Linked DNA regions of Mus musculus: region 2 is linked to region 1. Evidence: chromatin loops called from intact Hi-C (ENCODE). Cell type or tissue: left cerebral cortex. All regions are shown on one strand. Each heading gives the region's core, and the rest is flanking DNA. Links, peaks and the distances in the headings are about the cores only.

Evidence for each region. Hi-C counts contacts between places; a loop is a spot of excess contacts. Peaks named below come from ENCODE experiments on the same cell type or tissue, not always from the same donor. Only the 100,000 strongest peaks of a DNase experiment are listed, where the experiment ranks them.
Region 2: it touches region 1 in a loop (2.2-fold over the local background); 3 of 42 quality-filtered maps call a loop at or near these places.

What each region holds. Positions count from the first base shown.
Region 1 is chr6:18,081,467-18,091,977 of GRCm38, forward strand. All of the region lies in intron 4 of Asz1 (ankyrin repeat, SAM and basic leucine zipper domain containing 1), which reads right to left. Among named protein-coding and RNA genes, the nearest start is that of Asz1, 22 kb to the right of the region's middle. In left cerebral cortex, for the core only: a CTCF peak has its summit at 5,930 (motif pointing right); a DNase peak (open chromatin) is centred at 6,007.
Region 2 is chr6:18,167,026-18,176,133 of GRCm38, forward strand. It overlaps Cftr (cystic fibrosis transmembrane conductance regulator), which reads left to right and starts at 3,662. Exons shown (of 27, transcript NM_021050.2): 1 at 3,662-3,851. The coding sequence starts at 3,799. RefSeq lists promoters at 2,677-3,813, 3,580-3,813 and silencers at 2,943-3,313, 3,863-4,103. In left cerebral cortex, for the core only: a CTCF peak has its summit at 4,896 (motif pointing left); DNase peaks (open chromatin) are centred at 3,645 and 4,861; H3K4me3 peaks cover 879 bases.

The DNA of each region.
Region 1 (10,511 bases), core at 1,146-9,145:
AATGCACTAAATAAGGATAGAATATTAAAAGCAGTAAGGGAGAAAGGTCAAGTAACATATAAAGGAAGGCCTATCAGAATTACACCAGACTTCTCAACAGAGACTATGAAAGCCAGAAGATCCTGGACAGATGTTATAGAGACCCTAAGAGAACACAAATGCCAGCCCAGGCTACTATGCCCAGCAAAACTCTCAATTACCAGAGATGGAGAAATCAAAGTATTCCATGACAAAACCAAATTCACACAATATCCTCCACGAATCCAGCCCTTCAAAGGATAATAAAGAGAAAACTCCAACACAAGGAGGGAAATGACACCCTAGAAAAAGCAAGAAAGCAATCCTTCAAGAAACCTAAAAGAAGATAGCCCCAAGAACAGAATCCCAACTCTAACAACAAAAATAACAGGAAGTAACAATTACTTTTCCTTAATATCTCTTACTATCAATGGACTCAATTCCCCAATAAAAAGACATAGACTAACAGATTGGCTACATAAACAGGACCCAACATTTTGCTGCATACAGGAAACCCATCTCAGGAACAAAGACAGATACTACCTCAGAGTAAAAGGCTGGAAAACAATTTTCCAAGCAAAGAGTCTGAAGAAACAAGATAGAGTAGCCATTCTAATATCGAATAAAATTGACTTCCAACCCAAAGTTATTAAAAAAGACAAGGAGGGGCACTTCATACTCAGCAAAGGTAAAATCTTCCAAGATGAACTCTCAATTCTGAATATCTATGCTCCAAATGCAAGGGTATCCACATTCATTAAAGAAATGTTAGTAAAGCTCAAAGCACGCATTGCACTGCACACAGTAATAGTGGGAGACTTTAACACCCCTCTCCCTTCAATGGACAGATTCTAGAAACAAAAACTAAACAAAGACACAGTGAAACTAACAGGAGTTATGAAACTAATGGGTTTAACAGATATCTATAGAACTTTTTATCCTAAAACAAAAGAAAATATCTTTTTCTCAGCACCTCATGGTACCTTCTGCAAAATAGACCATATAATGGGTCACAAAACAGGCCTCAACAGATATAAAAATACTGAAATTATCCCATGCATTCTACCAGATCACCACAGACTAAGGTTGATTTTCAATAACAACATAAATAATAGAAAGCACACATATATGTGGAAGCTGAACAACTCTCTACTCAATGATAACTTAGTCAAGGAAGAAATAAAGAAAGAAATTAAAGACTTTTGAAAATGAAGCCACAACATACCCAAACTTATGGGACACAATGAAAGTAGTCCTAAGAGGAAAACTTATAGCTCTGAGTGCCTCCAAAAACAATCTGGAGAGAGCATACATTAGCATCTTGACAGTACACCTAAAAGTTCTAGAAAAAAATGAAGCAAATTCACCCAAGAGGAAAGTATCAAACAAAGGGCTGAAGTCAACCAAATAGAAACAAAAAAAGAATTATACAAAGAATCAACCTATCCAGGAGCTGTGTTTTTTTTTTGTTTTTTGTTTTTTTTTTTGAGAAAATCAACAAGATAGATAAACCCTTAGGCAGACTAACTAGAGGGCACAGGGACAGTATCCTAATTAACACAATCAGAAATGAAAAGGGAGACATAACAACAGAACCGGAGGAAATCCAAAACATCATCAGATCCTACTACAAAAACCTATACACAACAAAACTGGAAAACCTGGATGAAACAGACAATTTTCTAGACAGATACTAAGTACCAAAGTTAAATCAGGATCAGATTAGCAATCTAAACAGTCCCATATCCCCTAAAGAAATAGAAACAGTTATTAATAGTCTTCTGACCAAAAAAAAAAAAAAGCCCAGGACCAGATGGGTTTAGTGCAGAGTTTTATCAGACTTTCAAAGAAGACCTAGTTCCAATTCTCCTCAAACTATTCCACAAAACAGAAACAGAAGGTACTCTACCCAATTCATTCTATGAAGCCACAATTACTCTGATACCTAAACCACACAAAGATCCAACAAAGAAAGCGAACTTCAGACCAATTTCCCTTATGAATATCGATGCAAAAATACTCAATAAAATCCTTGAAAACAGAATCCAAGAACACATCAAAACGATCATCCATCCTAATTAAGTAGGTTTCATCCCAGGGATGCAGGGATGGTTCAATATATGGAAATCCATCAACATAATCCACTAAATAGACAAACTCAAAGACAAAAACCACATGATTATCTCATTAGATGCTGAGAACGCATTTGACAAAATCCAACACCCATTCATGATAAAACGTCTTGGAAAGATCAGGAATTCAAGGCCCATACCTAAACATAATAAAAGCAACATACAACAAACCAGTAGCCAACATCAAACTGAATGGAGAGAAACTTGAAGCAATCCCACTAAAATCAGGGACTAGACAAGGATGCCCACTTTCTCCCTACCTATTCAATATAGTACTTGAAGTCCTAGCCAAAGCAATTCGACAACAAAAGGAGATCGAGGGGATACCAATTGGAAAGGAAGAAGTCAAAATATCACTATTTGCAGATGATATGATAGCGTATATAAGTGACCCTAAAAATTCCACCAGAGAACTCCTAAATCTGAAAAACAGCTTCAGTGAAGTAGCTGGATATAAAATTAACTCAAACAAGTCAATGGCCTTTCTCTATACAAAGGATAAACAGGCTGAGAAAGAAATTAGGGAAACAACACCCTTCTCAATAGTCCCAAATAATATAAAATACCTTGGCGTGACTCTAACTCAGGAAGTGAAAGATCTGTATGATAAGAACTTCAAGTCTCTGAAGAAAGAAACTGAAGATCTCAGAAGATGGAAAGATCTCCCATGTTCATGGATTGGCAGGATTAATATAGTAAAAATGGCTATCTTGCCAAAAGCAATCTACAAATTCAATGCAATCCCCATCAAAATTCCAACTCTATTTTTCAACGAATTAGTAAGGGCAATTTGCAAATTCATCTGGAATAAGAAAAAACCTAGGATAACAAAAACTATTCTCAACAATAAAAGAACCTCTGGTGGAATCACCATCCCAGACCTCAAGCTGTAATACAGAGCACTTGTGATAAAAAACTGCATGGTACTGGTACAGTGACAGAAGGTAGATCAATGGAATAGAACTAAACTGAAGACCAAGAAATAAACCTACACTCCCATGGTCACTTGATCTTTGACAAAGGTGCTAAAACCATCCAGCGGAAAGAAGACAGCATTTTCAAGAAATGGTGCTGGCTCAACTGGCGGTTATCATGTAGAAGAATTCGAATTGATTCATTCTTATCTCCTAGTACAAAGGTCAAGTCTAAGTGGATCAAGGAACTCCACATAAAACCAGAGACATTGAAACTTATAGAGGAGAAAGTGGGGAAGAGCCTCCAACACAGGGGCACCTGAGAAAAATTTCTGAAGAGAACACCAATGGCTTGTACTGTAATATCAAGAATTAACAAATGGGACCTCATAAAATAGCAAAGCCTCTGTAAGGCAAAGACACTGTCATTAAGACAAAAAGGCCTACAACAGATTGGGAAAATATCTTTACCAATCCTAAATCCGATTGGGGGCTAATATCCAATATATATAAAGAACTCAAGAATGCGGACTCCAGAAAACCAAATAACCCTGTTAAAAATGGGGTACAGAGCTAAATAAAGAATTCTCAACTGAGGAATAGAAAATGGCCGAGAAGCACCTAAAAAATGTTCAACATTCTTAATCGTCAGGGAAATGCAAATCAAAACAACCCTGAGCTTCTACCTCATACCTGTCAGAATGGCTAAGACCAAAAACTCAGGTGACAGCAGATGCTGACAAGGATGTGGAGAAAGAGGAACACTCTTGCATTACTGGTGGGATTGCAAGCTGGTACAATCACTCTGGAAATCAGTTGGGTGGTTCCTCAGAAAATTGGACATAGTACTACCGAAAGATCCAGTAATACCTCTCCTGGGCATATACCCAGAAGATGTTCCAACTTGTAATAAGGACACATGCTCCACTATGTTCATAGCAGCCTTATTTATAATCGAGCCAGAAGCTGGAACGAACCAAGATGTCCCTCAACAGAGGAATGGATACAGAACATGCTGTACATTTACACAATGGAGTACTACTAAGCTATTAAAAACAATGAATTCATGAATTTCTTAGACAAAAGATGGATTTGGAAGGTATCATTGTAAGTGAGGTAACCCAATCACAAAAGAACACACATGATATGCACTCACTCTTAAGTGGATATTAGACCAGAATATCAGAATACCCAAGACACAATTTGCAATACACATGAAATGCAACAAGAAGGAAGACCAAAGTGTGGATATTTTATTTCTTCGTAGAATGGGGAACAAAATATCCATGGAAGGAGTTACAGAGACAAAGTTTGGAGCAGAAACTGAAGGACGGACCATCAAGAAACTTCCCCACCTGGGGATCTATCCCATAAACAACCACCAAACCCAAAAAGTAGCAGATGCCAACAAAAGCTTGCTGACAGGAGCCTGATATAGCTGTCTACTGAGAGGCTCTGCCAGTGCCTGACAAATACAGAAGTGGATATTCACAGTCATCTATTAGAGGAAGCTCAGGGTCCCCAATGAAGGAGCTAGAGAAAATAACCATGGAGCTGAAGGGGTTTGCAGCTCCCTAGGAGGAACAACAATATGAACTAACCAGTACCCCCAGAGTTCTCTGGGACTAAACCACCGATCAAAGAAAACACACGGAGGGACTCATGGCTCTAGCTGCATATGTAGCTGTGGATGGCCTAGTCAGTCATCAATGAGAGGAGAGGCCCTTGGTCCTGTGAAGGTTCTATGCCCCAGTTAGGGGAATGCCAGGGCCAGGCAGGGGGAGTGGGTGGGTTGGGAGAAGGGGAAGGGAGGAGAGGATAGGGGATTTCTGGTGGGGAAACTAGGAAAGGAGATAACATTTGAAATGTAAATAAAGAAAAAGCTAATGATTTTTAAAATTTTTTATTCATTGTTTTAAATAGAATATTAAAATATTTTAGTCATTTGTTATTTAAATTTGCTGTGGTGTATCAAGGCATAGCTTCACCTTAGTATGTTGAGATTATAAAGCTATTTTTGCCCAAGGTATTGGTATTAGTCTGATTTTTCTTCTAGAAACTAGAATTTTTCATAAGGTCGACACAATTCCCTTGGTCCTTTGAATCGACAAGTTAATTTCAAAAAATTATATGAAATCCCTTGTAAGTGCTCTCATCTTAGCAAAGAAATGAGTCTCTTTATTCAGTCTTATGCAATACAGCTTAAAATTGTCTTGATTTAGGGCCTTCATTTTTCTTTTTTCTAGACATTTACATTTGCTCTCTAGAGTGGGATCTATGACAATACTGTTTTTTCAAGATAGTCAGCTTGTAAACTGAAAATCATGTGGATTTTGCATATTAGCATTAGAAAGTGATGTCATTTTATTTCTATTATTTCCAATAGTTTCTGAGCTCATTGTTTGGATTTACCAAGTGCAAAGCTAATATAATCTTAACATTACAATTTTGTTAACCCCTTCATAACTGGAAGCCAGTGGCTAATTGCTTTATTCAAAGCAACATAATTTAATGGCTCAGGTCAGAGTTCACCACTCTTTCTGTGGAAGACAACAGAGCAAATCCCTTAATCTTTGTGAGCACTCATACATGTGCCATGGTTGTAGCATTCAAATTATTACAGTGTGAAAATTTCCACAGATGAGACATAAATGAAAAAGCTGTTCTGTGGAAGGAAATTAGAATTCAGTGCTCTAATATAGTCCTGGAGGTCAGCCAACTTCAGAGTCAGAGTATATGCAGTAAGTCAGCTAGCCTAGTTTCAAAGCTAGCCTGTGTGCATTGTATCATACAAAATTTTTCTCAAACTTGACAAGTCTGACTTTCTCGCTACTCTATTTCAATAAGATTTCCACTAGAGGGCAACAAAACTCAACTTTATGGGAACATTCATTCCTGATGATGTACCTATCACGTTGTATTACAAATTAAATGGTTGGTTTACCTTCAGGAACATATTTTATGGACATTTAAGTATGTATTTACAAGTGTAGCCAGAAGACTAATGAAACAGCATGATTTGGGCAATGATGAAGTGCTAGGAACCAGGCATCTACTGCAGGAGTGGAGCGCCTTTAGATCAACACTGTGCAGTGGCCGGGCGCTGGGGGGTGGGTGCTACAATAACAATATGTTGGAAGGTTGTTGTAGTCTGGATGTAAATTTAGTATTCACTAAAACATATTGAAGTATTGCAAGATGGTCTCTATCTCCAAGGAAGATCTGTGGAACCTTTCAGTAGTGGGGCATTGTGAGAGGTCCTCTGGTTAACTAGGGAAAGTACTTGCTCACAGTATTCTTGTGAGAATCATGTAAGTTTCATGGAGACTGTTACAAACCTTGTGCCTGGCCATATGCATGCACTGGCTTCCAGTTTGAGATGAGAGTTCTGCTGGCACGTGATATTCCTCCATCTCTGTTTGTCATTAACGATATAGACCCTTACAGAGCTAAACTGTTATGGTGTTGCCACATCTTCAAATCTGTATGCATGTAAGACGCATAACTATACATCAGATATATGTGACTAATGTTCTAGGAAAAAGAAAATATTAACTTAGAGAGGTGAACTTCAGGGATGGAAAGCTGTCAGAAACTAGGGTTTCTGAAATACGCACACACACTCTTCCTCTTATATTGATAAGAAATCTACCTGGTCCATGTGGAGGCACAGAAGCGAAACTAAGGCTTCCAGACCATGGTGAGCAAAGGCCCTGGTGTTGGACTGAGTATTATATTCCCCCAAAGTTTTTCTTTGAGGCCATTCCTAATTCCTGGGTGGCACTGGTATATCGTAGTACTGGCCAGTCTTCTCAATGGTGCAAACCACAGAACTTGAAGTTTGGTGTTGCTAAAGCACTGAGAATTTCAAGAAGCAAGAATCTGGGCTTGAATACTTCCCTAGTAAGATGATGGATTAGAAGACCCATCAGTGAAACTTGGTAAAATACAAGATGATAAACAATAGTTTCCATCCCACCCAAGACAACAGCTAAAAACAAATTTATTATGGCAGGTAATAGCTCTCCAGGGAAGTAGGAGCTACGGAACGAGGAAGGGGGAGCCATGACTGGCACTCAGCTGTGATGGACTTTGTGAGGTCAGTGGGGAATACCAGGAAAGTTTGTTCATCCTTCTCATGCCTGTTCCCACTGTAAGGACAGTTAGCTGGACAGACCATGGGTTGGACCTCACCTTAACTATGGGCAATGAGATGCAAGGTCAATGCCATCTGTGTGCCTCAAGGCTGAAGAACCTAAAAAAGATATTCTAGCTTGAGTTACTAGGAACTGCTAGAAACCTGCTCCCTCTCCATCTCCTTGCTTGAACAGCCAGAGAAAGGCCAATTGCAGAGGTGCTGCCAAGGTCTGGATAAACCATGGGCAGGAAGCAGGTGATGAGTGGAGGCTGTGGAGCCTGCAGTTGAAGGATTACACTCATATGCACCTCTCTCTTGTGAGGTCAGCAGGAATCATGAGCATCAATTCCACACTCTCCTGCCCTGCACACCTGCTGTGTCTAACTGGAACCAGGAGCTGTGCAGGTATGGACAGCGGGCTGCACACTGTGGGTGCTGAAGTGCGGCTTGCAGGACACCCTGAAGGGCTGTTCATCGCTTACACGAGCAGCAGCATAGGAACAGAGACTACACTGCTGACCTGAGCTGTGCCTGAAACCCAATCCAAACATTTGCTTAAATTCCCCTGGGCACTGCACACTCACAAACCTGCTTTCACATGTTTGGACCACAGCTGCACCCTGTACCTCCCCTCCTCAGTATCATGTACTCCATGAAATGTCACACGGAGGGAAGGAATGCAAAGTCCAACCTGGAGGAAGAAACGCTGTTTGGTGTCAAATCTACTGTACTTTTAATTTCACTTTGTCTCTTTACATTAGTTTTCAATATTTTAACTTCACCTGTGCACAAATATCACTTAAAGATCTTGTTTTAGTTTTTATATTACCTGGCAATATTTTATGCTCATTTTGGAGGTTTCTATTGTTCACTCACTGCTATTCTCCCTCTGTACAACTCTTATCTTCTTCTTCTTTCTTCTGAATCATAACTGCCCAAAGGTTTAGTAATTCCTAAGCTCTGTGGTAGTAGCTGACACTTCAAATCCTGTTGACTCCAATTTCTCCTTTCCATTTATTTTAACTCCCTTACCTTTGTTCTCAGTTACTGTAACACTATTCCTATCCTCAATCACCCTGCTTCTGTCAATGTCTACCCTTAGTCAACAATATCTTAGTATACAACATGATCGATCCTCTTCCTGCACCCCTCTCATAGTCACTGAAATTAAACGACTGTTAAACTGATTGCTACAATCTTCACATAATGTGTCCACCTAACACTGCAGTTGGCTCTTCCTGTAATATACTAGTTTGAGAGCAGAGCAGGTGATCACACCTTGTTCCCTAAATACACAGACTGAAGGTCTAGCTTCTGTACTATGCTCCTTAATTGTACTATACCTTGTCCCACTAGAACATTACAAATACTTCCACTGAGAGAATAAAACTGATACAAAAATCAGACCAATTAAATAACTCCAGATATACAACAAACCCCAAAACATAATTTTATGAAATATGACTAAAATCAAGGAAGTATGATGCCTCTAAAAATACTAATCCCGTAGTCATGAACTCAATGAAGCAGATCAGATGAAACCTCACACAAAGAGGTCAAAGGGACAAGTATAAGACAGCTTAGAAAAATCATAGAGGATATAAATCATTTCTTAAATGAATTCAAAGAGAATACAAATAAAGAGCTGAGTGAAATAAGGAAGCCAATATGGGATATGAAAGAGGAATTTAAAAGAGAAAAGATAAATAAAACTGAACATCGAGAAATACAAACATCATTAAGCCAATGGTCTCAATGAGAATGACCTTCACAGTCTCAATTACTAGAATGTTTGGTCCCCAGTAAGTGTAACTGTTTGGGAAGGATGATATGTCATGGGGGATGGGCATGGAAGTTTCAAAAGCCTATGCCATTCCCAATTAGCACTCTCTCCCTCCTGTCTCTCTCTGAATTGTGTTGGTGGATCAGATATAAGCTCTCAGCTACTGCTTTAGCTCCAGGCTGGCCTGCCTGCCTGCCTGCTGCCATGCTCCTGCCATGATCATCACAGACTCATCTGAAAACTGTTAGCCACAATAAACTCCTTGTATAAGTTGTCTCTGTCATCATGTCTCTTTACAGAAATAGAAAAGTAACTAAGACAGCCACAAACCACCACCACCACCACCACCACCACCATCACCAAAGCAAAACAAAAATCCCCAAAACCGATACAGTAGAAAGCTTCTCTTATATCATGAGTTACTTGGAAGACAGAGTATCAGGGATGAAGAACAAGCCACGATAGACTTTGAAATGTCTATCAAATAAAACAAGAATGTACAAAATAATATATTAAATCAATGAGACACCATTAAAAGACAAAATTTATTAATCATGGGGATGAACAAAGAGAACATCAGATCAGAGGCATAAATAATACATTCAATAAAGAACACATAAGAAAAGTTACCAGACCAAGAGAATGAGTTGACCATCCAGGACTCAGGAGGCATTATACTACCAAACAGACCAGACAGGAAAAGAACTACCCCATCCTATAGTCTAGTTAAAATGCAAAGCCTAGTGGACAAAAAGAAGCAAGACAGAAGAACCAATTCCAGACAGAGGTGAACATATCAGAGTTACAAAAGATTCAAAGACAGGGACCCAAGAGCCAGGATAATACGGATGCATCCCAAGCATTGAAACATTGAGGGCCAGCCCAGGAAGCCATGTGTTATAGCCGAAGGAAGAAAAACTTCCATGATAAGCACAAACTAAAGGGATTCATTGCTGTTAAGTCAGTCTCTCTCTCTCTCTCTCTCTCTCTCTCTCTCTCTCTCTCTCTCTCACACACACACACACACACACACACAGAAATAGAGAGAGAAAGAACATTCCATCAAAACACCATATTTTTCTTAGTAGCCTATTGAAATTAAAATTATCCTGCAGTAGGGTATAGAACAACTTTTAGTAAATACAGGAAAACTTAAATAACTTATTATGTTATAGCTGACAATGGACTAAAACTAGAAACCATCAGTAAAGGAACTATTAAATACATACAAACTTATGGAGATTGAACAATTGGTTGATGAGACTGGTCATTAAATAAATCAAGTAGGAAAATGAGACTGGAACTGTCTTAGGTAGGGTTTCTATTACTATGGCAAAACACCATGACCTAAAGCAACATGCGGAGTAAAAGATTTATCTGGCTTACATATTCTGGGTCACAGTCTACCAAAGGAAGCCAAGGCAGGAACTTGTTGGTAGGAACTAAAGCAGAAGCCATGAAGGAACATTGCCCACAGGTTTCTTCCTGTGGCTTTCTCCTGTAACTCAGGAGCAATGACCCAGGAG
Region 2 (9,108 bases), core at 1,109-9,108, 86 kb after region 1:
GTTTTGTCGTGGAATACTTTGGTTTCTCCATCTATGGTAATTGAGAGTTTGGCAGGGTATAGTAGCCTGGGCTGGAATTTGTGTTCTTTTAGTGTCTGTATAACATCTGTCCAGGCTCTTCTGGCTTTCATAGTCTCTGGTGAAAAATCTGGTGTAATTCTGATAGGCTTGCCTTTGTATGTTACTTGACCTTTTTCCCTTACCGCTTTTAGTATTCTATCTTTATTTAGTGCATTTGTTGTTCTGATTATTATGTGTCGGGAGGAATTTCTTTTCTGGTCCAGTCTATTTGGAGTTCTGTAGGCTTCTTGTATGTTCATAGGTATCTCTTTCTTTATATTTGGGAAGTTTTCTTCAATAATTTTGTTGAAGATGTTTGCTGGCCCTTTAAGTTGAAAATCTTCATTCTCATCCACTCCTATTATCCGTAGGTTTGGTCTTCTCATTGTGTCCTGGATTTCCTGGATATTTTGAGTTAGGATCTTTTTGCATTTTCCATTTTCTTTGATTGTTGTGCCGATGTTCTCTATGGAATCTTCTGCACCTGAGATTCTCTCTTCCATCTCTTGTATTCTGTTGCTGATGCTCAAATCTATGGTTCCAGATTTCTTTCCTAGGGTTTCTATCTCCAGTGTTGCCTCACTTTGAGTTTTCTTTATTGTTTCTACTTCCCTTTTTAGGTCTAGTATGGTTTTGTTCATTTCCATCACCTGTTTGTATGTTTTTTCCTCTTTTTCTGTAAGGACTTCTACCTGTTTGATTGTGTTTTCCTGTTTTTCTTTAAGGACTTGTAACTCTTTAGCAGTGTTCTCCTGTATTTCTTTAAGTGATTTATTAAAGTCCTTCTTGATGTCCTCTACCATCATCATGAGATATGCTTTTAAATCTAGGTCTAGGTTTTCGGGTGTGTTGGGGTGCCCTGGACTGGGCGAAGTGGGAGTACTGGGTTCTGATGATGGTGAGTGGTCTTGGTTCCTGTTAGTAGGATTCCTCCGTTTACCTTTCGCCATCTGGTAATCTCTGGAGTTAGTAGTTATAGTTGACTCTGTTTAGAGATTGTTCTTCTGGTGATTCTGTTACCGTCTCTCAGCAGACCTGGGAGACAGATTCTCTCCTCTGAGTTTCAGTGCTCAGAGCACTCTCTGCTGGCAAGCTCTCTTATAGGGAAGGTGCGCAGATATCTTGTATTTGGACCTCCTCCTGGCCGAAGAAGAAGGCCCAAAACAGGACCTTTCTCAGACACTGTGTTGCTTTGGCAGTTCCCAGAAGCTGTCAGCTTCTGTGGTGCAGACTCTCACCTGTGCAGACTAAAATCCTAAGTTCCAGGGAGTCCTGGAACCAAGATGGTGACCGCTGCTCCTGAGGCCGAGGCCGTCTCCCGAGCCAGGCGGACACCTGTCCTCTGGTCCGGATGGTGGCCGGTTATCTGCGGCCCGCCCAGGCTGCTGCCTCAGCGGCTCTGTGCTTCTGCCCGTTCCAGAAGCTGTCCGGTTCTCTGGCACACCCTCTAACCTGTTCAGACTAATTTCCTAAATTCTGCTGAGTCCCGGAACCAAGATGGCGACCGCTGCTGCTGAGGCTGAGGTCGCCTCCCAAGCCAGGCGGACACCTGTCCTCTGGTCCGGATGGTGGCCGGTTATCTGCGGCCCGCCCCGGCTGCTGCCTCAGCGGCTCTGTGCTTCCGCCCGTCCCAGAAGCTGTCCGGTTCTCTGGTGCACCCTCTAACCTGTTCAGACTAATTTCCTAGGTCCCGCGGAGTCCCGGAACCCAGATGGCGACCGCTGCTGCTGAGGCTGAGGTCGCCTCCCAAGCCAGGCGGACACCTGTCCTCTGGTCCGGATGGTGGCCGGTTGTCTGCGGCCCGCCCAGGCTGCTGCCTCAGCGGCTCTGTGCTTCTGCCCGTCCCAGAAGCTGTCAGGTTCTCTGGCGCACCCTCTAACCTGTTCAGACTAATTTCCTAAGTTCTGCTGAGTCCCGGAACCAAGATGGCGACAGATTTTGGTTTTTCAAGACGTAGTTTCTTTGTGTTGCCATGGTTGTCCTGGAATTTGCTCTGTAGACCAGACTGGCCTCGAACTCAGAGATCTGCTTGCCTATGACTCCTGAGTGTTGAGTTCTGGGATTGAAAATGTGCGTCACCACTGCCGGGATAGAAAGAACGTTCAATTTTCAATAAAGAAAAAAAAAATTCAACTCTATTTTAACTTGCTTTGGCAAAACAGGGTTTAGATATTTAAGTGTTGACTCTTTACAACCCAGCAGGGTTTTGTGTTGGACACACATTTCTCACACCAAAAACCTTGGAAGGAAGGTGCACAGCTTGGGAAACTTCCAAAGCCTCCAGGGAGCTAAAGACTCAGGTTTTTCTCTCTGTGAGCTTGAGTGACTAGGACACTTTTGCTTCAGTGACTCAGAGGCCCTTTTAGTGTCTCAGTCAAGATATTTTGCTTAGCAGACTAGGGAAAGGAAAGGAGGGTCATTTAGTTTAGACTGTCCACCTGTTGTTTTTTAGCACACACACATGAAATACCACACTGCACACTGAGCAGGGCCCGGAGGTAAAGGGCCCTCTTTGCTCTCTTTGTCCTTGAGGACTTTGGCTGTAATTATGACACAGCAGGGCATTGTGACATATATGTACGACACACATGTACCTCATAAGGGAAAGTAGTAGCTTCCCTTTCCTTGGTAGGACCTTTGCTGTAATTATGACATATCAGGGAATTGTGACATATGTGTATGACACACATATACCTCATAGGTATTTGTGCCACTATGGCTACTCTAGAGCCTTCAGTCAACAGAGCTTAGGTCTTGTCCAGCTCTTGAAGGGCTTACTGAGGTGGACACCTCAGAGTACTGTGGAACTTGCTGCTTCCTGAGTGTTCTTTGATACAAAAGAGCCACATTTTCATCTCCTTTTCAAAATGGATCTTGAAAAGTTATCTGTAACTAAGCCAGGAGCTAAGGAGACAGGAGAAAGAGGGAGTGAAAGAGAAGAAAAACGAGGAGAGAGGAGTGAAAGGGAAAGAGGAAGGGGAAGAAAAGAGGAAGAAAGAGAGGAAAGAGGAGAGCGAAATGAAGGAGAAAGAGATGAAGGTGGAGGAGGAAGAGGAAGAGATGAAGAGGAAAGAGATGAAGGCAGGGGAGGAATGGGAAGAAAAGAGAGAGGAACAGACGGGGGAGAAAGAGATAAAGGAGAAAGAGGAGAAGAGGAAGGGGGAGAGGACGAGGGAGAGGGAAAGGGAGAAGGAAGAGAAAGGTTCCAGGAAGCCAAGGAGATCAGTGAGTGGTCTTTATTTCCACGAAAAAAGGGTTCTAAGTCCCGCAGATTGGCCACGGTTTACCCGGGCCCAGGGTCGGGCCCGCAGTCTGAGCCGGTGTTGCTGTGGCTGCCTGAAGGTAGGCACGCGGGGGGATCTGGAGGGCGGGCGCTAAGGCCGAGGGCCAGGGAAAAGGTGGCGCCGGCGGGCGGGCGGGCGGGCGCGGGGCGCGCTGGAGGAAGGAGCGCAAGGAGCGCGCGGGGCGGGCGCGGGCGCGGGGCGTGGAGAGCAGCGACTGTGAGGCTGGGCTAGGCAGCGCTGGCTTTAACCTGGGCGGCGGAGGCGTGGGGAAGAAGGCTGAGGAAGGGGAGGTGTGTGGGACCCGAGTGGGTGGGGGGAATTGGAAGCAAATGACATCACCTCAGGTCTGAGTAAAAGGGACGAGCCAAAAGCATTGACCTGGTCCTGGATATCCAGATGTCGAGTCCAACCTGAATTTAGCCGAACACAGACCTCATTGCCTCACGGAGACATCATGCAGAAGTCGCCTTTGGAGAAAGCCAGCTTTATCTCCAAACTCTTCTTCAGGTGAGAGGGTACTCAGCGGATCTTTGCACGGACACATGTGCCTATGCAGGAGAAGGGAATGAATATGGGCAGACTTTGGGAAAACAGGAAGAGATTTTTGTTGTGTTTGTTTTGTTTTAAAAGGTGTGTTGTCATTCAGTGCTTTAAAGGAAATAAGCATTTTTGTACAATAAAATGAAGCTGATTGAATAGAGAACAAAATATACTTGCAACTGTGAATCAGACTTGCAACAGCCAAATATGCTACGGAGCAATAGATATATATTTTTTTAATTTCCTGAAAAAAGTTATACTTCATAAGTGTACTTAATAGAACATTCCTAAGATTGGTCTGTTATTTTCTCCAAGAAAAGCTGACCGCAAGTGCAGTGCCTGTGTAATAGGTGCTCTGAAAACATTTGTTGACTGAATTTTTTTAAAAGTCCAGGAATTATATTGTATTTACTTTTTGCCGTTGTAATATTGAGTAAGTCTAACATGCTCATCACAGTTACATTATTCTTTTTAAAAATGAGCAAGTCAGTTAAAATATCTAACTTTAAAAAGAAATAATATAAGCAATGCATTAAAAAAGTGAGTTACCATGGGGATATGAAACTAGAGTTTTAGCCACTGAAGCTATATTCAATTGACAATTAGGACATTGTTCTCTTATCCTACATTGTCAAAAAACCAAACCCTCAATCTAATAGGATTTTTAAATTAGAATTTAAGTTGGAAGACCTAGGCAAGAATTAAGCGCTTTGTATTTGAAGTGCTCCGTGGAGCTTCGTCTGCTCTGATCCTGTAGTGTGAATGAATGAAAAGAGCAGCGCTCATGGGTCCTCAGCTGACTCACCCCCCCCCCCCCACACACACACCAATGAGTCAGCACACTGAAGTATCATAAGTGTCGAATATGTTCTCAACCTGCCCTATGCTGTGGGTAGGGGGCAAGGCTCAGCCTTAGTCTTCCTGATGTTCCTTTTTCAGCCGGTCTAGAGCTCAAGGCTGAGGAAAGACAAGTGCTTCTGCAGGAGAGCTCCCCCCGGTGGTTGGGAGAGAAGGAAGGGCTTTCTTCTTTAGAATGAATATTTGTGGTGCCTTTTGTTACTTCATCTATAAATCTAGCTTATCGGTCTGGATCTATTTTCTTATTACTTACAAAATCAGAATGTCACTTGACATACATGTGAGGCTTTTATGAAAGCCTATTGAGGAACCTAAATGTCAATGTGTCTGTAAAGGCAAGTTTTCAGGAGAATGAATATCTCTTGTGTGGTTTTCCCACTAAGTAGTAAGAAACTTCAAAATTTTTCACTTATCAAAGTGTTTCAAAAATTTCCCGTTTTTATAACCCACCTAATAAATTGTAGTGTGCTTTACAAATGTTCTTAGGCTGATTTGGAAAGGAAATGTATTATAATGGCTGTGAAATTTGTTAAGAACATACTCATTTCTGCCCTCCAAATGATTTCATAATCAGTTGCTTTAAGAATAGGTGTGTTTTTAAGAGTTTAGTTCCTACTATTTATAGGAACTGACATTTAGCTAAGTACTAGTCAGTGATTATAAACTTCCTTCTGGACTTTAATTTTCAAAGAGTAAAACCCTTTTCTCCACTGGACTAGGCAGTGCCGCCTAGTGACCAGGGCAGTGGGCCCTGGATTCCCATGGCCTGGACTCAGGCTGCAGATCTACTGCTTAGTAGGCAAGCCCTTTGGTGTCTCTGCATGACTTCAGTGCTACAACTTGGAGTCTGTCAGTGTGACACATAATGTAATGGGTTAGTCTGTTGAGGAATATATGCTGTGCTTTGAGGACATGTTAGCTGCCCTTACTGTTGTTTACATGTTTACATTCCTCGAAGTGCTGGGATCCTCACTGTAAAGGACAGTGAGTTTATTTCTGCTGGGTGCACTTTTGTGACTATAGCCTGTATCTATGCCATTTGCTTGAGAAGTTAGCATAGGGGATAGATAGCCTCACGTAGCATGGGCTTGTTAGATACTTAGATGAAAGCCATGCTCTTACATCAGATCTCCTTCAGTGCCTTAGAATTTAACCTATCCCATCAAGCTTAGGGTTATAAAAGACTCCTAAAAGCTGACTTCTATGTGTCTACTATTATGGTCTTGGTTTTGGATTATATTAATTAACATTTTAATTATTTAGATTATGTTACTGAGAAACCAAAACAAGTTTAATAATAATTTAAGTACTTTTTATTTTTTTAAGTTTTCAGTAAGTAAAAAAATGGAAAGACATTGGAATTGGTCTAACACAGAAGATAATTTTACCATGAAAATTTCAAGTAATTTTTTTTACTTTCATGGAAAATAAATGCATTAACTTGAAGGTGTAATGATAACATTTATGAAATAAGTTGTTTCAAAACAAGTGGTGATATATTTATACAGAATTTATGATTGACATATTAGTGGAATTAATTCCTAAAAACCTTTGATTTGTAGAAATGTTTGAACTTTACACTTTCATAGAGATTTAAGAAAAAAGATTATGCCTAACGTGTACCTGTTAGTGTGTGTGTGTGTGTGTATGTGCGCGTATGCATGTTTGTATGACCATAGAGTGCAGTATAAGCTATCATCTCTTGAGTCATGTCTCTCATTGGCCTGAATCTCACCAGTTATGTTAGACAGACTTGCCAGTGAACCCAAGGGCTTTCCCTGACTCTACCTTCTCAGCACTGGGATTACAATCTTGTGTCACTCTGCCCGCCTTTTCACCTAGGAGCTTGGGATTGAGCTCGGTTCTTCATTCATGTGAAGTTCTTCTCTGACTGGGTTATGAACAGTCCCAAGAAATTGGGTAGCAACATTTCCATTCTGTTTGTGATCCATATTACAGAGATTATACTTGACAAAACTTAAGGTTATCCAAATCTGAAGGCCACTTTTGATATACTGAGGATATGGTATTTAGAAAACCAAGAATTGCTGTCCCTTCAGTTGATGGATGTCATACAGTGGCCACAGCTCCAGATTTCATTTGGCTTTTCTTTAATAGAAATGGGAAGAAGCCACATCTAGGATGGAGAGACCCTCTGTTTGGACAGTGTACAAGCACTGCCCGATACTGGCTCTGTGCCAGCAACTTAGGACTCCCTTCTGTTTATTTTCTTTTCACTGATAATGTTTGGTTGTTACACAGCTCAGAAATTTCAACTTGGGATTTATGTTAGGTTCATGTCAGTTTTGTTTAGTTTAATCAACAGTTCTAAGAGCACCTCTTGTACAGGACATGATGAAATCATGATTTTGTGTATGTGCATATATATGTGTATAATAAATATCTCTATACAGTGAAATTTATTTTAGTTGATATCACAATTATTAAAATTTATTTTAAGGTTTTATAGCACATTACTACACAATATATTTTGATAGTCAATTCCTCAGAGCAGAGGAAGCTATTATCTTAAAAATAACTTCTTCAACATTTTGTTTGATATACGATGAAATACTACTCAGTGCACACTGATATACAAGGGAAATCAAGGCTTTTTGTTTTCTTTATGGAAGTTTGACTTAACTGTGATAATTCCTAAGTGTTAAAACATGTTTAAGAGGTCCACAAATAAATATCACCATAAAGTATGTTATTACTGTTAATGCCCTTTCATAGGAACCTGTAATTTCACTGCGGTAGCACTATAGATAAGTATAGGATTGCCAAACCATAAGGGAAGGGCGGTAACCATTTAGCATGCAGTGAGATATTATTTGTTGAGACTTTAAAAACACATCTGAGTCAGCAGAGTTTGGGCCGTTTTGATTTGCTCTTCACCATGCATCTTGTGCATTTCCTCAGAGCCAAGTCTGCAAAGCAGTGAGTATAAGAGGCGAAAACTATGAAAGAGGTCCACTTATTTGGAGATACTAACAGAGGGATTTCATAAATACATTTTTCATCATCAGTAAGGGAAACATTTTAATGGCTTCCCTTCAGCTCTTAAGAATGGAATGGATGCACCATGTAGGGTTTTCTTTGTAAAATCAGCATTACAAAGTGGCCTCTTCATGGACTTGATTGTCAGAGAACTTAGGCTTTTAGCAAGAATACTCTAGTAGTTCAGATGAGGCTTGTCAAAATGTCAATTTCAGTATAAGCCATTAATTATCTTTTGACATTAATGACTATTTGAAATTGTAAACTACTTTTGTGTTTAGTATTCACATCATTTCATGACTCCAGGATTACATGATTATAATACCTGTTTCTTGTTGAAATTGTCTCACAATGCTAAACATCATCTATATGCAGTATACATACATACTCTACCCTCAAAATAATGGGACAATCATTTTGATACAATGGGTGAGGGGAAACAACTGTTGACACATTTTTTAATAGAGTAAGTATTCCTTCACATTTTCCTTGTGATGTTTATCATATAAACTCTTCAGAAGGCAGTCTACTTTATGACTCCTTGTTCTAGGGCAGTAGTTCTCAACCTGTGTGTTTCAAGGGTTAAATGACCCTTACACATGTGTTGCATATAAGCTATCCTACATATCAGCTCTTCACCATACAATGAATAACAATAGAAGAATTAGACTCATGAAGTAGCAACAAAAATTATCTTATAATTTGGATTCACCATAACATGAGAAACTGTATTAAAGAGTTCCAGCAATAGAAAGGTTGAGGACCACTGCGCTAGGGTAAGGGAATGGTTTGGAGATTTTTGAAGTCTTTAGCATTGTTAGACTTCTTAGCTTGGAAGATATTCTCTTGATATCATAAGATTAGCTGTCCTCCCCACCCAAGTCAAAGGGGTATTTCCCCAGTATTTCCTGTAGGTCATGATGACTCAGAGCAATGTTTGGAGGGCAATTTCATTCACTCCCTTTTCACCACCACCGTACTCCATGCTTGGCATTAAGGTGGTAGAGGCGCTGCCCTCTGAATGAATGAATACCTTAAAACTGATGATCTCAAGCCACAGAGATCCCTATCCCATACTCATGGCTGTCTAGCAAGGTTTGATAGAGAAGTGTTGTATAGGAACTGCAAGAACAAGTGAGAGAACAGCAGTGGTTCAGAGAAGGTCTGGAGTCTGTCCTGAAAGCATGTGACAGAACTTGGGAGGTAGATCTGGAAACTAGCAAGGGCTAGACCCCTGGGTACCTTATATATTTCTTAGGGCTTTATTGCACTGCTCATGAAATGAAAGGTGGGAAATTTTAAGCAGGCAGAGATGTGATTATTTCAAGATTGTTGGCGTTTTTTTTTTTGTTTTTTTGTTTTTTTG